Regions from separate parts of the Mus musculus genome. Here all the other regions are linked to region 1. Evidence: chromatin loops called from intact Hi-C (ENCODE). Cell type or tissue: heart. All regions are shown on one strand.

Region 1 (8,000 bases):
CTGTTTTCTGAACTCTCTCATGCTACTCACTGTGGCTTAGATGGCTTAGATGTCACCATCCTAACTTCAGTTGTCAGCTGTCAGAGCAATCCTTGTAGGAGGTTTTGAAATGCCTGAAATTAGGCAAATTTCCAATTCTGAGATTTAAGCTGCGTATACAGCCTGGGTTTATTGCAGAAGACCATTGTCATAAGAGAATAACTTACTGAAAGCTAGGCCCCTGCACTCTCTCTCTCTTTCTCTCTCTCTCTCTCTGCAAATGAGTTCTATCTGCTGCAAGAAGGTTTGGGGCTAGAAGGCATTACATAAAACGTTATGAAAACCTGGTAGGTGTGCCTAACCTCCACCTGTGCCCCAGGCTATCAATGAATACCTCTCAATGAGAAACCACAAACTCACTTAAAACATTAAGTAGTTTATTGTGATGTTTTGTTTTGATAACTAGATTGTGTCACTCATTCTTACCGGTGTTGTAGATGACAACTTCGGGCCACACCACCAAAAAAGGTTAGGCATGGCTAGTAGAGAATCCAGAGGGGGAGTTTTCAGAAAGCTAAGCCTGAACACATTTTCTGGATGGTTCTTTTATGCTGCCTTTTTCTTTGGGCCCAATCATGTAGATGCCAGTCAGTTGTTCAGCTATACATTGGGCAGTGTGAAAACCCCAACACTATTCTGGACCCCAGACTCCTACCCGTGTGCTTTATTCTGTTCCAAATGTAGAAAGTTTGGCATACTGATTTCTTTTCAATAAAATGGCCAAAGCAGCACAATTTGAAACCCTCATTCTAGCCATAGCCTGAGTTCTGTGAGGTTGTGATGTGTGCTTGGTTTGTGATCTGGGTTTGAAATGACATCAGGTCTGCATTGCAGAGAACAGTCAAATGTCACACGGGATAAAGTCATGGCCTTCTGCTCTCTCTTCCATGAGGAATCCATTCACAGGGCAAAATCCAGACTGAAAGCTTCTTGCCAAATACAGGTCAAACTGTCCTGACTGGAACGAAGGCAGAATGCAAAGTTTCAAGGAGTCAGCAAGGGAAGTGGGGCGGCAATGGAGGTGTATTGCCAGAATGAAAGAATACACTGTCAGGGACCTTCTGTGGGGAAGCTCTGGGGAGGAAGGCCACTTCGCCATTGCCATCGGTCACATTTCTGCCATGAAAGTGAGCTTCAGAGACTTTTCTTACTCTGGGGATCAATACCTCTGAACTATTACAGAGATACCAACAAATGAACTTCCGGGCACTAAAGTTTTACAACATGAACAGCCTATCCCAAAGAAAGGTGGGTGCAGTCAGAGAGCCACCCCAAACTGCACTGGGGTGAACTGCATTCCTGTGCAGAGCACTCTGCAGGCTCCTCAGGTGACAAATAGGACAGAAGCACTCAGCTCATGAGCTATTCCTTTGCCTGCTGAGCACTCATGTTAGACCTGTTTGAGATGTCCCTTCCCATCACTTGAGAAATATTTTCATAAATTGCTGTAAAAAATACATATAAAATGCTCCATCTTAGCCATTTTTAAGTGTTGGGTTCAGGTTGTGTAGTCAGCCTCCAGAACAGTCTTCAACTTGTGAAACTGAAACTGTCCACTGAGCAAGTCCTCATCTTACCCTAGCAACTGCTACTGAGCCTCCTGGATACAGCTGTGACTAAGCATCTTAGGTAAGTGTGTCATGTACGGTCTGCCCTCCTGTGACTGGCGTATTGCACTTAACTGGATGTCCCCAAGGATCAGCTATGTTACAAAATGTGTTAGCGTTTCCTTTCAAAAGTACGTCTTCAGGGAGAGTTTTAAGTCACCAAAGATGTCATTGTTTTTAACAGCTGAGTAATACTCCATTGTATAAATGAGGAACACCTAGGTTGTTTCCAGTTTCTGGCTATTGTGAATAAAGCTGCTATGAACATGGTCGCATACCTTGTGGTATGGTGGAACATCTTTTGGGTATATGCCCAGGAGGGGTAGAGAGGGTCTTGAATTAGATTTATTCCCATGTTTCTGAGAGAGCGCTAAATTGATTTCCAGAGTGATTATACAAGTTTACACTTCCATCAGCAGTAGAAGAGTGTCTCCCTTGCTCCACTTCCTTGCCAGCACAACCTGTTGCTTGGGTTTTTTGATCTTGGCCATCTGACAGGTGTTAAGATGGAATTTCAGCTTTGTTTTGATTTACGTTTCCCTGATGACTAAGGAGATTGAACATTTCTTTAAGTGTTTCTCGGCCATTAGATTCCTATGTCAAGAATTCTCTGCACCCCATTTTTAATTGGGTTTATTTGGTTTGTTGATGTCTAATTTCTTGAGTTCTTTATATATTTTGGATATCAGTCCTCTATTGGATGTAGAGCTGATGAAGATCTTTTCCTATTCTGTAGGCTGACATTTTGTCCTACTGACAGTGTCCTTTGCCTTAGAGAAGCTTTTCAGTTCCATGAGGTCCCATTTATTAATCATTGATCTTAGTTCCTGAGCTGTTGGTGTTCTGTTCAGGAAGTTGCCTCCTGTGCCAGTGCATTCAAGGCTATTTCCTATTTTCTTTTCTGTCATATTTAGGGTATCTTGTTTTATGTTAAGGTCTTTGACATGGACTTGAGTTTTGTGCAGGGTGATAGATATGGATATATTTGCATTCTTTGACATACAAACATCCAGTTAGAATAGCACCATTTATTGAAGATGCTTTTTTCCCATTGTTTAGTTTTGGCTTCTTTGTCATCAATAAGAAGGTCTGCAGCTGTTGTAGCACTAAGGAAACTAAGCGATTGGGTCTGGGGGAATAGAGAGAGACGAGGTCTGCCGGCAGCCTACCTGTCTTTCTGGCTGGCTTGGCCTGTGCTTGAGCACATGGTGCCTGCTGGAGTTGGAGGCTGGGGCATAGCTATGAGTGTGAGGAGGGGATGGTCTGTGGGACCCACAGGAGATGTGGGAAGGGGTGGGAGCAGAGATGCAGCTGCTGATCTGTTGCAGGGCTGGAGATGAGACTGAGTGATGGCTGTGTTTTAAATTGATACCACTATTCATGTTGAGTCTTCCCCACAAGTGAGGTTTATCTGTTTACTCTTGACATCAGAAAGCGCACTTCTGGGAGGATGCAGGGTATCTTTGGCATTACACACAAATATGCTTGTGGGAAGCACTTGCTGAACTACCCAATTCAGTGATTTAGAAAACAAAATTCCCACAATATGGTAGCTAGTAGGATGCCGAAGGCTAATATTTAGTTTCTTATAGAGACTTTATTAGAGGATCTGAGGAAATTTTCAGTTTGTCCAAATGATGGGTTTGCATTTATTTGATTAGTCCTTGTCGAGTGCCAAATATTTGCATAGCTTTTAAGTTTATCTGAAACATTTGAATTTCATAAAAAGCATTTGTTCAGGGATCTCAGTTGGTAAAGTTCTCTTTGTAAGTACTGGGAACTGAGTTTGATTCTCAAATCTCCATAAAATTCCAAGTGTGATGTATGTGTTGTAATCCCTGCATGGTAAGGCAGAGATAGGCACATTTCTAGAGTTATCTGGCTAGATAGTCTAGCCTAATTGGTGAGGTCCAAGCTAGCAAGAAACCTTGTCTCAAAGGAGGTGGTAGGAGCTCTTGAAGATGAGTCAGACAGACAGACAGGCACACACGCACACACAGTATACACATTCCTGAACACACATGTGTAATTGCACACAGAAGCCACACATACACAGATGTATACATGATATATTAAATACATTTTATTTTTTCAAGTATGTGATTCTCCTAATGAGCTTCTTTCACTGATCTTTTTTTATCCTATCTTGACATGTATAGCCTGGAGCTTTATAATGAAATCTGAAGCATTAAATGTTTGAATTTCAAAAATTGGCTTCAAATAAATCATTATAATTCATCATGACCCCCCCCCCCTTTCCTTTAAATCTTCACTTAGTCTCAGGGTATCTGTCTCCATGGAAGGACCTAACTCAGTGGTTCCCAACCTGTGGGTCATGACCCTTTTGTGCAGTCAAGTGACCTTTCTTTAGTAGTCACTTAAGACCAGAGGGAAAAATGTATATTTCCATTGCTTTTAGAAACTGAGACATCACTACTCTATCTCTAGGTGGGTCTGCCCACATGAAGATACACCCACTTACAATTACCTGGCGTGATGGCATCATTGCACCAAACCAATCACATACACACAGAACAAATACAGGTGTGACAGGGTTGGCACCATAATGTACTTATGTAGACCAGTCACACAGTAGAGAGCAGCTATGTTGTTGAAAGCAGCAATATTGGAGGTAAAAAGACACTGCATGAATAATACTACTGAGTAAATGTAAAATCATGTACTGTGATATTATCGACCACTGCAAAAAAAAAAAAAAAAAAAAATCTGTACCATGGAAACTTAATCTGGCTGCTGTCTTTTTTGTGGTTAATGTGAATACTGCCACCTTGTGGTAGTAACAGGTATGTACAAACAACAACAACAACACAAACAAACAAACAACCAGCACAGAGAATGGTAAGTCATAGGACACTTCAATGAACTGTATGGACCAGACTCCACTTGGTATTATCTTTAGTATTATTAAACCTATTGTCATACATTGTTTTCATTAGAAACCCATCCCATGACCATCGATTGCATAGAGAAGAACATTAAGAAACTGTAGGGAGGAGTTTTTACAGTATGGTGTGACCGCAATAATTTCAGCAGCAACTGAGAAACTGCCACATATTATTTGCCATGGAGTCCTATCAGTCAAGTCTATGAAGCTGCACAAACTAAAATGCTATTATTGCAAATGTCCAAGCTTTGCCGGCAAGGATACCAGCTAGTTATAAGCAATGGCAGTGGACTCCGGACAGTCGAATGACACCGGCAGCAGGTACCCCAAACAAAACATAGCAGCCACTGAAGCTTCATATTTGGTGAACACAGCTGCTGCGGTGAGATGGCTGGGGAGATGAAAAATTTTAAAACGTGTTTTGAGCTTCGTGACAAACTCAAAATGCTTTTTAATCAGAAATCAAGACCACAGCTCAAAGCACCTTTTCAGGGATAAAAGTGAAATGCAGAAAAAAAAAAAAGCTTGAGACCTTAGCTATCTTGAGTTAGTTAAGTTTATCATTACAAGGACCAAATGCAACACACCCCAATTTCTCTGAAAAGATCCAATAACTCCAAACGGAACTTCAGCTTTGGGGGGAAAAGGTAGGTGAAAAAAAAGTTGGTAGGCAACATCTTTTTTTCTTTCTTTTGAGGGACATGACATTGAGCCAGGCAGAGGATTGCGATGATAATTTCTGTGAAAAAAAAACGTTTGCACATGCTTGTAGACAGAATTTCATTGTATTTTCAGAATCTACCTGATTTCTCTCCAATGTCAGTCACATAATCTGGATCAAGTGTTTGCAGTTATACCCTGTTCTGTCTGAGGCTGCTCTTTTTTTCTTCCATTTCCAACAGCATATCCTTGTGAAACAGGGTTTTCCAGCTTGTTGGGTATCAAGTCTAAATATGAAAGTAGATATATTTGGAAGTAGATATCATGGAAAATGATCTTTATTGTGCTTTTGCAAAGACTGCTGGGAGAATTTCTGATCTGGTGAGAAAGAAGCAATCCCAACCTTCCCTGCTGACTTTGGCTTTCTAGGCATACTGCTGCAAAATGCAGCGATGTAGTTTACTGTTATATTAAGTCTGTTACCCATGCTACATCGTGCTTCAAGACCAAATTTCATTTACTTGTAATTAGAAGTAAATATTTCCCAATAAATACATTTTGTTATTTGTGATTATTCAAGAGGCTTTACTTACATTCAATTTGTAACAATGAAAACACATCCTGCATATCTAATATTTAAATTAAGATTCATGGTAGTAGTAAAATGACAGTTATGAAGTAGAAATTTGCTCAGACTCAGAGTCATTTCATGGGCTCTACAGAGACTTCTTTGGGCATGAGGAGGCTTACAAATCCTGACAGGTTGTGTGGAAGATTGCTTAGCTTGGAAGACAAGCTAGGCAGGCTTTTACAGGATTTGCTGAACCTGAATGAAGCTAAGGTCTCATGCCCAATAGAGCTTACTCAGGCTGCCAAAGCCCTGGATGGACCAATGAGTGGAGCCTGCCTGCATAGACCCCTCCCACAGTGAGAATGTGGAAGACTATCTCGGACAGCACCAATGACAACTGGGGAGAACCAGAAAGGATTTACTGTTGGGTTTCTCTAGAGACTGAGATCTGAAGTTCCTGTCAATGAGCATCCTCCCCAAGCAGAGGTGGTGAGACATGGCATCCACCTTCCCATGTGTCCTTCTACTGAGACAGAAATGCAGACACACTCCTGACAACCTCTATAACAAGGGCTTTATTAAACAACTGGCAACTCAGGGGAAGGGTGTAGAGAGAATATCTTATGTCTGTGTGGATATGGCACCTGTCAACAATAAATCTGATGGCCCAGGGCTTAGGAAGGACATAGAAGATGGGACATCTGGAAGGCAGAAAGAATTCCAGGGTAGAGCCAGGCACAGAAAGATCTGCTGGGGGAGATGTGAAGAGATGGATGCATGGTACCTGAACACAGGTAACTGGCCATGTGGCCAGAGTCTGAGACTTTATATCTGAGAGCATCAGGCTGGGAGGCAGAACCAGGTCTAATGTCTACAGGAGGGCAAGGAAACTTTGGATCTGCTTCTGTAACATCTAGCCTCATGATCATGAGAACTGTAAGGATTGTGAAAATGCATGTTGTTTGCTACACACAGTAATCTCAAGAGAGATGAGAGGCTCTGCTCTCACATAATCCTCCATCTTGGCAGTTTGCTCCAGAACAGGACTCCTCTAAATCCACTTATGCAGACACGGTCCGGCTTCAGAAAGACTCCAAAGGAGCCCTGTCACAGAGCCATAGCTGACAAGCCCCTTCTGTATTAGGGTCACATCTCATAGTCTGGATGCGAAGAATGGATTGGGAGTGACTCTGTGGCAAGGATCTTGGGGACTGATTTGGGAGTTGACTTGAGAACACAAATGTAACAACTGCACGAACTGGATGAGCAGAAATAAATTAATACTTCATTTCTAAGATAGGCGAGTAGATCTTGGATTTGATCCATATTTGGGTCCTCAAATTCCATCTCATTTGGGTCTTCGAGGCCACCCAACCAGAAAAGTCTGGGTATGTTCTGTAACCCTGGTCTGACCTACAACAGCACACATGACTGAGCAGGTGGAGGTGCAGGCCACCAGAGACTTCTCAAATGGCAGGCTTGATCCCTCACATGAAGGTGAGGCAGAACCAGGAGTCCCCTCCCACTCTGCCCCATCTTGGGATAAACAGACCAAAGAATGAAAGAGAGCCCGGAAGGGGAGGAGTCACTTGTATGTAGGCATCATGTTGTTGTGCCTTGTGTAAAGCTTATCCTCGTATTATTCAAATTCTGACGACTGTGTCCCCTCACCCTCATATCTGATTGCAATCCTTATTCTGCAACTCTCCTGTCTCAATGTTGTGTAAACACTGCTCCCCAGTTATTTCCTGACTGGTCAATAAAGAGCTGATCAGTCAATGGCTGAGCAGGGCAGAGAATAGGGCTGGACTTCCTCCTAGTCAGGGGAGAGGGAGGGAGAGGGGAGGTGGGAATTCAACCCTGCAGAGAGGGTCAAGGGCACATCTTAAGAGAGCAGGTGGAGCAGAGAAAACCATAAACTGCAAGGGTCTCTCGGAGACTGTGGCTGTTCCTTAAAGCTGTTAAGTAAATGAAACAGTCCTGTCTCAATTGTTTGGGAGCTAGCCAGGCTAAGAGAAAACTGAAACATTTATAAAATAGACACTAATACTTGTGTCCAGGTTTTTTCTTTCAAAATCAGCTTTATTAAGATACAAAATATATAACAAAGAACATTTACTTTAAGCATATCTTTTTTTTCCAGATGAACAAATACCCCTATAACTCTCTTCACGATCAAAATGTGGACTTCTTCCATCATCTCTGTAAGTTCTCTCTT
Region 2 (8,000 bases), 150 kb before region 1:
CAGCAGTTTAATCTGTACTCTAATTTATATACTGAGCATCAAAAACAGAAGGTGGCATGGTCAGTCTGATTTTTGGAGTTCTGCTGACATAGTCAAAATGTGTTTCTTATCAGTGAAGCCTGATTACTGGTAATTTGAAGTGGGTTTTTTTTTTTGGAAGACCACAAAGAAAGGAAGAAGATCTAGGTGTATGTAGGACTGAGTATCAAGATATCGGGCCACACAGCACTGGGTAGGATGAGACCCTCCGTAAGTACTGTTTCCCACCAAAGCATGTATTTCAAAACAAACTCACTCTGTATCCTTGGACTATAAGGGTCTTCAATTTTGAAAGCAGGATCTAAAGCACGAAATATTACCTAAAAATAGATCAGAGGGTTGGTATTTTTGCAATGATCAAAAGGCAGACTAGCAAGTAGAGAACTCAATCAGAGGCATACAAACCTCTCCTTCTGTCGAGGGCTCAATGTCAGAATATCGAGAGTCACAGATGATGTCATCCACTTTCTTCATGGGTCCAGTTGAAATGCCTGGGAACGAGCTCTCACAGTCGTAGGCGAAGTATCTGTACACGCCCCAAGCCTTCCCAAAGTCAGAAGACCGCTCGATCAGCATGGCGGCTGGGCGGAATGTCTAAAAGCAGGAGGAAAGTCTCATTCCATGGTTCTGCTTGCTACTCTGTCCTTTTGTCCCTCCTGTGTGCCTAAGCTGACTGTGTGCTTGGTATTTCTGTGGAGACTGTTCTTGAAAGGCCGCACTTGTAGCAACCACCTGGTAGACCAGTAAACTGTTCCTTCTTGAAGCTGATTATAAACAGGCCCTTGTAGCAAACACACTTGGGTATATTAACCACCATGCCCAGGAGAGAACTAATTTTGAATGCTTGCTTTCTCACTTCTTCATTTAATCATTCCATAGATGATATAGCCTGTGGCTTATATAACATCCATATGCTACACACAGTTTAATAAGGAGCACACACACATAAAAATCATAGTCATTGTACAATAATATGTCAAGCACCACAGTACCATCACAGGAAATGTGAGAAAACAAGCAGCATTACTCACACTAGCCCAAGAATGGCAACAGCCAAAGTGCCTATTAGCTGGTAAAGAACACAATGTGAGCCTAGAGTAACTGTCCTCTGGGCTCCACCCAGCAGCCAATGGAATAAGCACAGAGACCCACAGTCAAATGACGAGCTTGGGAGTCTTGTGGAAGAGTTGGGGGAAGGATTGAGGGACCTGAAGGGGACAGGGACTCTACGGGAAGACCAACAGAGTTGACAAACCTGGACCCTCTGGATCCCAGAGACTGAACCATCCACCAAAGAGCAAGCATGGGCTGGACCTAGATTTCCTGCCCCACCCCCACAGGTAACAGATGTGCAGCTTGGTCTTCATGTGGGTCCCCCAACAACTGGAATAGGGGCTCTCCCTCAAGTTGTTGCCTGCCTGTGGAACCCATTCCCCAACTGGGCTGCCTTGTCTGACCTCAGTGGGAGAGGATGCACCTAGTCCTATAGAGACTTGATGTACCAAGGGTGGGGATGGGAGAGTGATTGGGGGTGGGGGGTGGGGGTTCTGCCTTCTCAGAGAAGGTGAGGGAAGAAAGGGGGCAGGAACTGTGGTAGGGCTGGAAGGAGGGGTTGTATAATGGGATATAAAGTGAATAAGTAGATAAATTAATGAAAGAACTAAATGTGATAAATACAATAGACTAATTTAGCTGCAAAAGGAAGGGATGCCATACTCTCTGTAACATACAAGGACCTTGAAGGCACTGTGCTAAGTGAAATAAGCCATATACATTTTCAAATATTATGATTTCATGTATATGAAACACCTAGGGTTTTAGATGGGAATGGAAAGGGGTCATGGGGAAGAGGGGTGAGACAGCAGGGGTGACTATTTAGTGACTAGTTCAAGTTCCTATCTAGGGTGATGACAAAGTTCTGGAAACTGACAGCAGTGATAGTCTTGCGCTATCCTGAGTATGTCTAACATCACTGAGTGGTACACATAAGAATGGGGAATACTGATATGCATACTGTACCACAAAAGTAAGTAGTTTTAAAGGAAAAACAAAAACCAGAGACTATTTCAGAGGGATGACATCAAACTGGATCTCGGGCTGGGGATTCAGCTCTGGGTGGCCCCAGGTTCAATGCCCAGTGCAGCACAGGGGGGCATTACTGTTTGACATGCTAACAGACTTTCTTTGCCTTTTTGCCATATAAGTGAGAACACTAAAAGATTTATGGGACCTAACAAAATGAAAGCTTATACATAGAAAATAACTCTGACAGCACTGTCATTAAACATGGAAGATGACAAGAAGCAGAGGAACCAAAGAAAAGATGAAGAAGGTCTCACACTCTAAAGGTATAACATGGACAGAGAGAGATGAAGTCTACTGTCCTGTTAGTGACAGCACACTGCACTGAGTTACATACACTCGATCTATTAGATCTTAGAGGAGAAGCAGATAGGCCCCAAAGCACGGGTGGCTGGGCTGAAAATGGCACGAGCAGCGAGCCTCTCAACCTCGTTTGAGGGCAGCCATATGTGGGCATGGCATTCAGCTTTGCAGTGTGGATTTGGGAGTCACTGCGATCACTTAATACTTGAATTTCCTCCAACAAAGCCAATGGCAAGAGAAAGGCCAGCACTCTAGGAAAATGCCCAACAGGCTGGACACGGGAGAACAGGAGCCGGCAACAGTCACCACCTTTCGCTTCAGCTCCGAGTGTGTGCTCACGCATGCGTACCTTCCTCCTCCCCAGCCAGTGGCCTAAGCAGAAAAGCGAACAGGCAGAAGGTTGGGGAGGAATAGGAACAAGACAAACCCCTCAAAACACACCGAGGACTTCAGGAGGCCATGAAGGACACAGTCAAGAGTAAAACGTAAGAAAGAATGCAGATGGAAATGGGCCACGGGCAGATGCTTCCCAGCCATGAACATGCTGTGCGCACTTTAGGAAGAGGAAGCCAGATTGCCGTGGAGAAAAGTCAAAGGAAAGTTCAGCCAGCCTAGAAAACAGAGCTTAAGTAAATATGAATTCCTGAATTAAGTAAGATCATCACTTGGCAGACAGAGCTTTTACAGAGCCTGATGTTGGGAACTAGCAAAAATCTGCTAACCTACTTGCTAGCATCCTTGATAACCCTGCCTGACGGAGGCAAGGCAGAAGAAAACGATGTTTCTATCAAACTGCAGAGAACTGTAGACTAAGGATTTTAGAAGGGGAACGGAGAAGCTGCTCTGACCATCGGAACCTGGACTGGCAGGTGTGCAGGCATGGCCAATCCCATGAGGCCACGCTCCCAGTTGGGAAGGCCTAAGAGGCTTGGGCGGGGCACACCTAGTCAGATATCTCCGCATCCTTAGACAGCAGAGAAGAAACACACAGAAGCTTGCTTGTCCTGGCTGTGCTGCCTTGTCTCTCACTTTCTGGAAACTTCTAAATCCCAAGGGACCCTGCCCAGTCATCCAATTTCCTGTGGAGTTAAGAAGCTGCTGGAAACCGGAACCACACACTTCACCTAAAGGACGGAAGCCTCTCCCCACTCCCACCGCCGTACTTAGTCACCAACCTTCTCGGGCCCCTTCTAGGGCTGCACAGGGACCGCTGAACGCATAATAACCAGGAGAGACTGGAAACATCTGTCTATAACAACAACATACTGGCACATGCATATAAACAAGCTAATCCACCTCGTAAGCAGCCACCTCCACAGCCAGAGTGGTTGAGGATAAACATGAGCTCTTCATCTTTGTCCCCGCTTTCCTTTACAGTACTGCTAGGGAGACCCACATCTTCCTAAGGACTTCAACTTCCCGGCTATCCTGGACACAACCCTTTCCTTCCCCTGACCTGCCTCCGCGCCTTCTCCACTTCAAGGTCAGCCTCAGATTCTAAAGCACCCAAGCAACCATTCGCAGGAAGTAGGGGCCTCCTCTTCTCTGCAGCGGTTCTCAGAGCAGCCAGGGCAAAGCGTTGTGGGGTATAGAAGCATGTGGATACACAGTCAAGTGTTCCAAGGACCGGTGAGCTCCTGACATTTGGAAATTTAAAATGCCCTGTAATCTACAGCTCAAAAATAAAATAAAATAAAATAAAATAAAATAAAATAAACAAAAACAAAACCCGTTGTGGTTATGTATCTCAGTCTAGCCTGGAACTTGCTATATAGATCAGGCTGGTCTTGAACCCACCGAGACCCAACTTCTGAAGTTCGGGCTTGGTGCCATCATGGCGGGTTTCCTTGCAAAATTATTTTTGTGACCTCCAAGTCTGTGGCTCCCTACTGCCTATGAAGTTCCCACTCCTCAGCAAAGAGTTGAGGTCCTGCTGACTGGGACCTGCTTCTCCATACTTACTTTCTTCACCTCCCTGACCTTGAAACAAGTGGATGCAGTACTTATTGAACAAGCCTTGCCCAAAGAGCACAGCAAAGGTCACTGTTCTCAGACCAATGGCAGTTTTCCTTTATATCTTCCCTCTGAAATCTTTCTCACCCCTCCTGGCCCAGGTAAAGGGTACGATTGGTCTCCGCTCCTGAAGTTTCTTCCTTATGCCAGGCTGTTATGTAATACTTTCCTCCCAAGATTTAAACTAAAGATTCCATCCTGAAGGAAGCTCCTTGAGCAGGAAGGGAAACAACTCAAAACAGCTCCAGGAAGTCCCTGAAACTGACCAGATTCTCTAGGTCCCAAATATAAGCTGAGAGGAGCAAGCCAAGCAGCAAAGAAAACTCTCAGACAGAACCAACTATGAGACAAGCAGTAATTAGCTGAGCTGCCTGAAAGAGGTTTAGATCAACCGAGGCACACAGAAAGGACGCTCTCTAACCTGTTCAGTGGCCTGCAGGCTGTGCAGAGGGTTCCAGGTTTCCCAGCTTTTGTGAGCTGTCATCAATGCTGAAGTGGGCCTTGGAGTTGCAACTATCTGAGTCATTTCTGCTCCTGTAAGTAACCCCTCACCCACATTTCTATAAGTAACTGTTACTTTCCCATCAATTCCTGTAACTCCAATAAAACTCACTGGTTCACCAATGCGCTGGATTCTGGTAGCATCAGCACGGGTACTTTGGTCTGTCAGGGGTTTCCTATCTGGGGTATGAGTAGATGAACGTGTTTTGTTTCCCAAGGAAAAGTCTTCTCACAATACAAGCTAACAGACTAGCCGGCCCAGAGCATGGCAAACGCGGCTCTGGCGTGGGTCCTGCTGTCTCACAGAAGCTGGAACCTGGAAGGATGAACCTTGTCCTTCATGCTGAGGTCCACATCCTGTACCTACAGTCCACACCTCAGCACCTTCTCAGACTAACCTTCAGCACCTAGGTGTAGAACAGAATCTCATCTCTGGCCCACTATTCCACAGAATATGCACTCTAAGGATTTTGAGCATAAATGAACTCAGAGCCATCCATGTCTGTGTAGCAGATGCTCTCTCCAAAGTAAGATGGTGCCACGAACATCAATAAAGAGGACTGTAAATATTTTAAAGGTCACAAAACATAAAAATGACATCTTCATGTGGGACAGAGTTTAAATTTAACCACTAAGGTGTAGTGTGGCCCATGAATGGAGACCGCAGGCAGCAAGGAGTCCCTGATAAGCTAGTAATAGCCCTTATCCAACCACTGTCTGCTGCATTTGGTGTCTCCATCACCCTGCCTGCCCCATCAGTCACAGTGGACCACTGGGGGACAGCAAAGGGGTGAGGTACAGAGGCCTGGGAACCACAGAGCTTGATGCCCCTCCTAGTTGCATTCTGACTCCCACGCCTGCCCTTGCTCCTCCTCTGCTTCTCATACTTGGGTACCAGACAGAAGCGAGATTTCCATGGTTCCTTGCCAGCAAGGTAAACTGATCCTCCGCCCCTTTTCCTAATCTGAGAGGATGCCAGCAAGTCCCCAACTCCAACTGAAAACTACCCAAAGGTGATCTTCATCTGGGGAGCAATAATTAAATCATGAGTTTTGTGTGTGCCAACGTGTACTTTGAGCCATGTGAAGCCTGTCATTTTCAGGCAGCTGCTTCAGCAACAAAGGCACTTTGTATAGAGACATTCCCTAGTCCTAGAGTCATTCTACATCTTGAAAAGAAAAATGGAGAGGGGGAAAAAAAAACTGCATTCAAAAAGGCATGCATTTTTCTTTAGAAACTGTAAAACTCTTCCCCCAGTTTTGGCAAAATCTTGGAACCTAAGACTTGAAACATTACTTTGTTTTCAGTTACCAAATTCAGCCGTAGACTCTAACCATGAAGGATCGGAGATGCACTCTGCAAATGTTTTATCGTGGTTTGGAAGGGAGTCAAGTGCTGCCTTTCTCAATGGGAGAAAGAAAGGGGTCTCTAATTAAAAGTTTATAGATAAATTAGGATGAAGAATCTACTTAAGCTAGCACATGTGAAGGGCAGTTATCATGTCCCTGTTTTGAAAGGGACACAATTATCCCAACTTAGGACAACAATTAACATTTAAGTTCTCATTTAGGCCAACTCATAAGAAACATTGTCTCTGGACGTGGCAGTCGCCCAGCTCTGGAGCCTGCATCCGAGACAGCATGGATTCCTTACCTTGAAGGTCATGATGAGATGAGTGAAATGGAATTCTGCTTCCAGGTCCAGTTGGATGGTCACGTTCTCCACACCTGCATTTTTACAGCAGTAAAGGAAATGGTGAGACCAACGGGGAACACCTCTGAACAGCTTCTTAAATGGTCCTCAAACCCCTCATACAAGTTTCCCCTTGTGTCTTAAAACTGGAGTTGAAGTTATTAGTGTGAGGGTGGGGCTGGAGGGGGCATCCTTTGCACTTCTTTAGTTCTCCATAAATCACTCTGGAGTTCTGCTTACTGGATCTGTTCACTGCCGCAGACATCTGGCAGAAGGCCCCTCTCAATACTGCTTGCTCGGGAAGCCACACCCACTGCCCCCAACCCTCCAAGCCAAAGGCACCCCCTCCCCCAACACACACTTGCAGTGCACAGTAGGGGGTCAGTCTGCAAAGACACAGAAGAAATACAAATAATTACATGTCCCCCGCCCCCCAACTGACAGCAAAGAAAGCAGGTGAGCATCACACCTGGTGACGCGTGCCAAGTCAGGGAAACTCATCCTTGGTGCAAGCAAGCGACCTTCCACTATACACTTCTGCCTCTGAGGCAAAGAACCCATCAGATAACTCAGCCTGTCCCTGAACAAACACAAACTTCTCCCCTTCCAGGGGAAAAGCCTGCACAAACAAAGCTGTACGGTGCATGGTGCCCTGAGGGTCAGAGACCCACTTGAACACACTAAAAAAGCCACTGGAATTCCAGGGAGAAGAGGCTCCTCCCCTAACCCCCCAGAGACCCCGCAGAAGCCGCCCTGGCTTAAGAGGACTGATCTACAGTCCCTGTAAGGAGATGCCCCCGGGGCCCATCCTCCCAAGCAAAGAAGTCTGGAAGACAGGAATGTGTCAGAATGAATCATGCTACAGCTGGTATATTCTCAGGAAGTCAGTAGGACCTTTTGAAATAAACTTGCCTGCTGGAAAATGGCCAAGCCGACCGAGGGGGAAAAAGTGGTCACTGGAACGGATATGAGTTAGTTGGAATGCTAAAGAAAAACACGGGCAATCATAGCAATGAGCCTTATCTAACTCGCTAAAAAGAACCGTCGGACAAAACCACGCTGGGCAGTTCCTTTTGAGTGAAGTATTAGCTGAGCAACTATACGTTTTTCCTCTTCTAGGCTTTTGAAAACCTGTGATGTTTGTTCAGAACTAAGAGAGAAATAATGAAACCAGGTAAAGCACAAAGCAAGACTAGCAACATTCCTGTAACAAAGGCACTGCGACCGGTATCCCCAAAGCGCATTCCTTTCAGATTCACAGCCTGATAAAGTAGGGTGGTTTGGGGTTTTCCTCTTATTTATGGGAAGAAACAAAATCCACAGAGAAGAGACCAAGATTATTTTATGGTGTGTGACTTGTCATATCTAAG
Region 3 (8,000 bases), 170 kb before region 1:
CCACGAGTCAACATGCCTACTCTATTATCTTGACTTTCCCGAGGTGGTGCCCACATACCTTTCGCAGTTGTGGCCCGTGGTGTAGTCCTGACAGCTCAGACACTCCCCTGTCACTGTGTCACAGTCTAGAGCATGACCATTACACTGGCAGGGCTGGCAGCTGGGAAAGCCCCAATACCCAGGGAGACATCGGTCACACTGCCGAGCATAGATGCCCTGGAAACAGTGGCACTGGCCAGTGATCGCATCGCAGAAGGCACTGGCAGACCCTTGCAGATGGCAGTCACAAGCTGCAGACAAAGCAAACAAAAACTCATTAGCTAGACAGACGTGCCGTCACCTGTGCCCAGCCACATTCACTGTGCCTCAGGGCTCATGCCATCCGGTTCGGAGCAGAATTCTGCTTTTGAAAGCCAGGGAATCCCCCCCCCCCCCCCCCCCCGGGGACCATCACAGGAATTCATTACAAAGTCTCCGATAACACCTACGTTTGCATCCGTTGGGGCCAAAGCCAAAGGTGCCCGGGGCACACCTGTTGCAGGTTCTTCCAACCACATTAGGACGGCACTGGCACTGGCCACCATTGGGGTCACACACAGAACTCAGAGATCCCTGGGGGTCACATTCACAAGCTGCAGGGAAGAGAGCAGTTAGGCTGACTGCAGGAGCAGAACATCGCACCTCCTTGCAACTGGCCCTGTCTCTCCCTCAACACGCCCTGACCCTTTCCCTACTCTGGCTCAGAAAAGTTCGGTTTAAACACATCACCCCTGTGCTGACTGGGAGAGAACCAACCAGCTGCCCTGGCAGATCAAAGCGCTTTTCTAGGCAGGAAGTCATTACAGTTTTCTCCCCTTAGCTCCAGAACTCAACTCTCTGATGACATTAAACTCCTGTGACCTTTGAAGCTGGTCTGATCTTTCCTAGAGAAAACTTTCCATTAGCTGATGCTTCCCGGACTCTCAGTCCTCAATGTTCACAGCCTACAGACAGGCTACATCCTCATACAGTGTGTCTAGTTACCTCTTGTTGGCATTTAGTCTAGGCTTCGCCCCACAGTTACCTGGCAACAGCAAGGTGTGCCTGATTCACTGTAAAAGAGGCTGCTCGCCCCCTCCTCTCTCTCTCTTGCTCTCTCGCTCTGACCTCTTGCTCCAGCTCCCCTTCTCTCTCCATTCCCTTCCCCCCTTCCCCACGCACTCATGGCCAGCCTCTACTCCTCTACTCTCTCTGCCTTTCTCTGTCTCTACCACCTCAACTCCCCTTTCCCATTCCCTGAATAAACTCTATTCTATTCTATGCCATCCCGTGGCTGATCCCTCAGGGGGAAGGGATGCCTTCGCACGGACCGCAGAGGCACCCTCTTCCCCAACACCTTACAGTACCTACACTAAACATATTCCTTCCCTCCTATCTTTCTATAAAACCCAACACCTCTCACGTGTACACTTAAGATTTATTATTTTTAATTATGTGTATGTTGGTATGGCTAAGAACACCATGAGTTTAGGGCCCATGGAGGCAGGGCTGCTGGATGCCTGGGAAATGGAGTTACAGGCGACTGTGAGCGACCCGGTGTGGGTGCTGGGAACGGAACTTGGGACCTCTACAAGAACAGCGTGTATGCTAAACCACATCACGGTCCCCTCTTTGTGAATTTCTTTAATGAGGATTCCATGTTGTTTTATTTTTCACAACAAAGTTCTATCTACTATAAAGTCCTGGATGGAACTTGTTATGCAGACCCAGGCTGGTTTCAAACTCACAGATATCTGCCTGCCTCTGTCTTGGGTACTGAGATTAAAAGGCCAACTAAAACATTTATAATAATAAAGGCAAACTTGGTTAAGATCTCATGTCCTCAAGCTGCCTCGCAGGAAGTACAGGTTTGTACCCCACTCACTGTACCTCCTGGTGTCAGAAACACTGGCTCTGTAACTACACTCTAACTGTAGCCTCTGCAGTGGCTCAAGCAATACCTACCAAGGCCCGTCTGGTGAATCAAGGCAGAAATGCTGAAGATAATGTTTCTGCAGACATCTGTCATGGGTGTTTTTACCACACTCCTGCTGTTCTCCAGACACCTGTAGCGCTGGAAGGTTTCCCAGGCACTATTGGTGACCTCCCCATCGCCTGAGCCGCCAACAGTGAAGATGTCCAGCGATTTACAGTAGGGCATGAGAACAAGCTACGAGTGAATGAGAATAACACAATGATCCCATGGATGTGCCCATGCCAAAACCATACAACAGCCTTCTGCGCTGGGAAGAGAAGCTAATGACACTCCTGACTTAGAGAACCCTTCCCAGTCATACATACTCTGTCCAGAAAATATTGAGACAGATTTCATACTGCTTGGGGGGATTTGAAACAACTGTTGCTGAAGAGGTTCACGGATCTGTGGGGAAGTGGTTTGAACACAACCTACCCAGAAAAGTAGAACCCTATTGTAAGTGTTCTAGCTCTGAGAGGGAAAGGCTACCCAGAGGAAGCTGTTCACAACTCTGAAGGAAAGGGAGCCAAAAGGTGGCTGCCTCTGCTATGGGGAGAAGCAGCAGGTAACGGGGTAGGAGACAGGCTTATATAGGGATTTGGGGGGAAGAGATTTCCACGGTGAGGATTGGTAGGACTTTTATGCTCAGGAATTGGTAGGTTTTCACATTCAAGGACTGGTGGGTTCTGGGCAAGGATTTTCACCAGGAAATGGGATCTGAACTTTCACCCTATTGCTATTGACAAAGAAGCTCTAGAGGCAGAGAGGGCCCATTCTGCCTCCCTGCCCAGCTCTGTCCCTCCACACAATACTGGGGTGGCAGCTCGGTACTTTCTACTAGGCTCTGACTGACAGGAGCCTGGTACTCACCGAGTCGATGAACGTGTAAGGGCTCTCCACGTCACTGCCCGATGCCGTATACTGGGGCAGCTCCAACCTCACCGTGTAGTTCATTCCCTTCTCAAAGCACACGGGGCGAGGGAGGACAACGTATCTGCCCCCAGACAAGGGAGAAACACAAGAAAAAAAAAAGCAAAGTTTAAGCTCCCAAGAATAGCAACAGGAAGAAAAAACAAGAGCTTATGGTGATCGTCCAACAGAGGGCCTTCCATAGCCAGTGACTCAGTCTCTAAGACCCCATCGACTGACCTTGAGCCCGGTGACAAGGACACCACCTGGTTGTCATCATCGGGAACGGTGTTACCACATCGGCTGCTGGCTGGAATCTTCCCCGGCCGCTGTACAGTGATGACAGCTTTCTCCCAGTGGTCCGGCAGCTAGAACAGGAAACAAAGAATCAAAAGGAGTATCTGTGCGAGCCCACTGTGGTCAGTCCAACTGGGAGGACCTCTCCACAGTGACTGAGTCATTAGAAAGCAGACAGTTTGCTTTCCATCCCTAACGCTTCCTCTGTTACTACCCAGCTGCAGACCCGACTAACACCTGCTTCCTCCCGGTAAGGCTCACGGAAGGACCACCTCCTGCTCAAGACAGCCTTTTCTGACCCTGGTCCTTTCTCCAAGAGCAGCTCTGGCCATTTCCTGTATCTGGCACTAAGAGTGATTCTCAGCAAACCCCTCTTCACATCTCCTTTCTTCCCTTTGGATCAGTTGATCAAAACTCTCCTTAGGGGCTATTGCGCTTCGTATACATCTCTAATCCCGGCACTCAAGAGAATGAGGCAGGATTTGAGTTCAAGGTTAGCCTCAGATACAAAGCAAGACCCTGTCCCTAAAGAAAAACACAAAACTAAACAAAAACCAGTTAACAAAAATTCCCACTCATCATAATAAGCCTAGATCTGGGAATTCCCACTCCTGCCCTGCATCTGGGTCTTTAGGGAATATTCTAGAAGCTCTGGCTCCGTGCCCTGTACATGACTCTCCCAGTGCCACTTTTTTCTGTTATAATGTCACTTTTGGCCTTTTACTACACTAGGGGGAACAGTCATTGGGCAGCGATGTTCAGGGGGAGGAAAGCTTTTGATACAGCATCATTACCTCCGTAACTCAGCCAGGTTAGGGGCCTAACAGGAGACTGCTGAATAAGAAGCTGGATTCAAAAAGTTGCATGGAGGAGGTTAGAGAAAACAGTGGCTGTTATCTATTTCAATGCAAACTTGTCTTCACAGAATGTTCTAGAAGCTATTGGGAGTAGTGTTTTTCTAGTTACAATCCCTTGAACCCCCCCCCCCCTTCCACCATGATGCATATTGATGGCTTTCTTCACCTGTGGCTCATAGCGAATCAGGATTTCATACTCCATGGAATACGGTATGTTGTCAATGAAAAACTCCAAATAAGCCCCTTCAGGCACCCGGACGAACCCAGGTCCTGTCCAGGAAGGAATGCGGTCCTGAATGTACTGCCTTTCCACCACAATGACTCCCTGGGGGGACAAGAGGACACTAGTTATTCTTTGTACGAAATGGAATTCACCTACACCTCACAGCCAAAGTCCAAAGATTCAAAACCATTTCTGTCTCCTAGCTGCAAACTCCCTGAAGATAGTAAGTCTTTAGGTTTGTTACTCTTTCCTCTCGAAAACACAAGTAATTGGTTTGCTTTTACATTTGTTGTTGGAGTCATCTCGGAACATTGGAGATGGAAGCCGAAAGTCTGGGATGTACCTTCCATGACATACCAGTGGCTAAACAAAGGGGAAAAAAACCGCATTGGCTTCTGAGCATGTCTGGAAGTGGTAAGATACTCCAGCATCTAGTGCAGTGTCCTGGGCAGTCCCTTCTTTCTCCTCCTCCCTCTTGCCAAGTACACAAAAGCAGTGTGATATGCTGGTGAGTCCTCCCTAATTAATGATAAGTCCACTCTGGTAGAATATTCACAGTTATTGGCCACCACCAAGTCCTCACCAAGAGGCACTCTCTGTGAACATGCCCAGGAACTGGTGACTACAGAGTATCAGGGGATGGCAGCCTAGGACTTTAAGAGTTCTGGCAGTTTCTTTCTTCCTTATTGCAAGTCAGAAGTTATGCTGTGAGGATGATCAGGTCAACATGTCACGTGGGAAAAAGTCTCCACGGCAGCTGTGCTTCGGTTAAGCTTCAGTTAAGCGTAAGGACCAGGCATACATTAACATCAGTAAAGTTTGGGGTGGTAAGCAAAGTATATCTGGGTCTAAAGGATGTCAGATCTACAATTACTCTGGAGCACAAATACAGAGAAGAATAGAAAATTCTTATTCTTATAGACACACCAACCAAAAGCCTTATTAGAGAACTCTCCAAAGTCTCCCTGTGTATTCCAGATCAACTCACATTTAAATACCACAGCATGTCTTCACCCTTATTTCCGTGCTGACAAGATCTAAAAGAATACTTAAGTGACATCTTTATGAAGCACTTGTATCCCCTGACAGCCTGCCCTCCCCCCCTACCCCCAAAGTGCTGCTCCACCAAGCTGTCGGAAGCTCCCCTACTTACAGGCCCCAGATTGGCTTCCTCGGCTTCGTAGATGTAGTGGTCCAGGGTGGTGAAGTAGTAACCGGACTCCACCTCGTTACACTGCCGCCCAATCATGTGGGGCAGGCAGGAGCACTGGCCGGAGTCCTCGGAGCAGCTGAGGAGGAGGCAAGCGCTCATTAGGGCTTACGGTAGGCACAGACGAACCCACTACAAGTCCTTCTGAGTTTACTATTGGGCTTGTCATGGGCCAATATTTTCATATTTCATTCAAACAATAAAGTATGCAGGGGAAAATAATATCTGTAAACAAATCCCAAATTTGACTAACACATCATCCTGAGTGTTGTGTGGCCTGGACTTTCACTCTCCTCTCTTCCCTTAGGCTCCAGCTACACCACATCAACACTTTCTGCAGACACTGCAAAACTGTTTGCTTTGGAATCTTAAACGCTGTTTTGCTTTGTTGTTGCTGTTGTTCCTTTATCTTATGCATATATATGGCTGTTCTGCCTGCATGTATGTTCGTACCACATGCATCCCTGGTCCTGGAGAAGGCCAGCAGAGAGCATTGGATTCCCTGAGACTGCAGTTTAGACAGCTGTGAGCTGCCATGTGGGAATTGAACCCAGCTCCTCTAGAAGAGCCGGTGCTATTAACCACCCAGACATCTTCCTAGGCCACTTCTGCTTTTAATTACAATTCCTTTTGTATCTGAATACCCAACTCCCTGATGGGCATCTTTGACTCAGCAGTCCTCAAAACAATGGATCCAAAGAGGTCTCCCTCCCTCCTGTGTTCTCCACTGGGCTGAGGACATCCCACCCCACACTGAGTCACCAAGAACCAACTTCTGCGTTCCTCCCCTCCACTGGACATGCTATGTTCTCTCGGTCAGCAAAGGCCAGTTTTCTAATTGGTATTCTTGTCAAATACCGAACCTCAATACAACACCTTCACATGTCTACCCCTCACTGCCCTTCTAGGAAGCACTAAGGATGTTATTTCCTGACACAATGCACAGGTGGGCTATACCTTCAAATCTCACCCTTGTCAACCCAGACCTCACCAACCAAGCTGCAGGGCTTGCAACTTTCAATGCACTAGTGACTGTGACTCCTCCCTTGGCTCGGACTGTCCCTTTAGCCTGGATGACCTCTCTATCCTAGCAGAGTGTCTACAGATTCAACTTTCCTGCTGTGGTATTTATTTCCTGACCAACAGTGTCCAGTCCACAATTCAAGCTTTCTGTGTGTGCCACTGACTTCTGTAGGCTTACTATTTACAACGAAGCCTGCCACTTCCCTAAAGTGAAGGCACTGAGCCTTCTGGTCCTACTCGGAGCCTAGACCAACTTCTAGAAGGCTTAGTTTCCTCCTACCACTCGTTCTGAGAATGTGATTCTTCCTTACTTGCATATAAAACCCAGTTGCTTTTTTTCTCCCTTATCTTAATCATTAGCAGATCTCTAACCAGCAGCTGGACTGGAAACCTCAGGGCTGGGGCTGGGCTTTCACGCCTAACTGCCCACATCCACCCAAGCCTAGTGCTCTATGCAGGGAGTATGCCCAGTGGGTGGACAAATGAATGAAGGAAAGTTAGAAAAAAATAGAGATTAAGGTAGATAAATTCTTACAATATATTATTATTTTAGATAATAAATTTATCTGTATAAACTGATATATTTATGTTTTCCTTTGCTATATTTCTTTTTTTGTTTTGTTGTTGCTTTTGTTTTTTGTTTCTATATTTCTTTGATTCTTCCCATGCTAGTATTTTATAAGTCAGATGAAACCCAAAGATGGGCATCCTCTTGTTGGTTTTATTTTCCTTAAGATGGGAGTCTCAGAAAATGGCTCATGCTGGTCTGGAAGTCACCATCATCTTCCTACCTCAGCCTGCCTGTTGGGATTTCAGACCGAATCCCACACCTGGCTTCAGGCATCCATTTCCACTGCAGTAAAAGTCAAAATGTGATTTATAGCCTTACTTAAGCCCACTCCCAAAGTTTAGGGGACCTCAAGCCTCAGGCAAGCTGCAGCTCCAGCATAGAACAGGCCCCAGCTTGCTTGAAACATCTCACCCAGCTGTCACCGGCCAGTGGACACCCTCCCTTGCACCACAAGTCATTACCCCGCAGGACTAGGAGTTCTTAAAGCCACAGAACCAGTTCCCAGGAAAGGAAAGCCTGTTCTAATTAGGATCCAGCACTTCTGGCCACCAACAACTCTTCAGAAATCCAGTCACCAGACACTGCAGCATACATATTGACCCTCTTCCTCTACTGCAGATGTGTCCCGAGGAACGACATGAACCACCAAAGGCCACTAGCTCCCACTCTCATTAGAAAAAAAAAAAAAAAATCGATGAGAACAGACGAGACTGTTTCTGGGCTGCACAATTCTAAATGAACAACGATCCCAGGAAGACACGATCGCAAGGAAAGATCTAGAAAGACCTTGCTTCTCGCAGCTCTGTGGCTGATCACAAAGACTCGTGACAGAGTGGAATCACCGCTACTGACAAGCAGAGCTTCAATTCCACACTCCTGTCTCCGGAGCCTCCCCGGGCTGTCTCCGTCTCCGCACA

The links. Hi-C counts contacts between places; a loop is a spot of excess contacts. Peaks named below come from ENCODE experiments on the same cell type or tissue, not always from the same donor. Only the 100,000 strongest peaks of a DNase experiment are listed, where the experiment ranks them.
Region 2: a loop joins it to region 1, with 2.8 times the contacts of the local background. A loop is called at or near these places in 8 of 42 quality-filtered maps.
Region 3: it touches region 1 in a loop (2.2-fold over the local background); 4 of 42 quality-filtered maps call a loop at or near these places.

The regions. Positions count from the first base shown.
Region 1 is chr12:31,122,693-31,130,692 of GRCm38, reverse strand. It overlaps the pseudogene Gm9356. Among named protein-coding and RNA genes, the nearest start is that of Gm40361, 4.6 kb to the right of the region's middle. In heart, a CTCF peak has its summit at 4,456 (motif pointing left); no DNase peak of the experiment used is centred here.
Region 2 is chr12:31,271,095-31,279,094 of GRCm38, reverse strand. It overlaps Lamb1 (laminin B1), which reads right to left. Exons shown (of 33, transcript NM_008482.3): 4 at 6,592-6,665; 5 at 445-633; 6 at 296-359. Among named protein-coding and RNA genes, the nearest start is that of Lamb1, 9.8 kb to the right of the region's middle. In heart, no CTCF peak of the experiment used is centred here; DNase peaks (open chromatin) are centred at 3,464 and 7,494; H3K4me3 peaks cover 1,192 bases; H3K27ac peaks cover 1,575 bases.
Region 3 is chr12:31,295,194-31,303,193 of GRCm38, reverse strand. It overlaps Lamb1 (laminin B1), which reads right to left. Exons shown (of 33, transcript NM_008482.3): 13 at 5,433-5,568; 14 at 4,223-4,381; 15 at 3,143-3,270; 16 at 2,864-2,987; 17 at 1,984-2,188; 18 at 489-632; 19 at 59-290. Among named protein-coding and RNA genes, the nearest start is that of Lamb1, 34 kb to the right of the region's middle. In heart, a CTCF peak has its summit at 3,102; DNase peaks (open chromatin) are centred at 133, 713, 3,313 and 7,513; H3K27ac peaks cover 3,097 bases.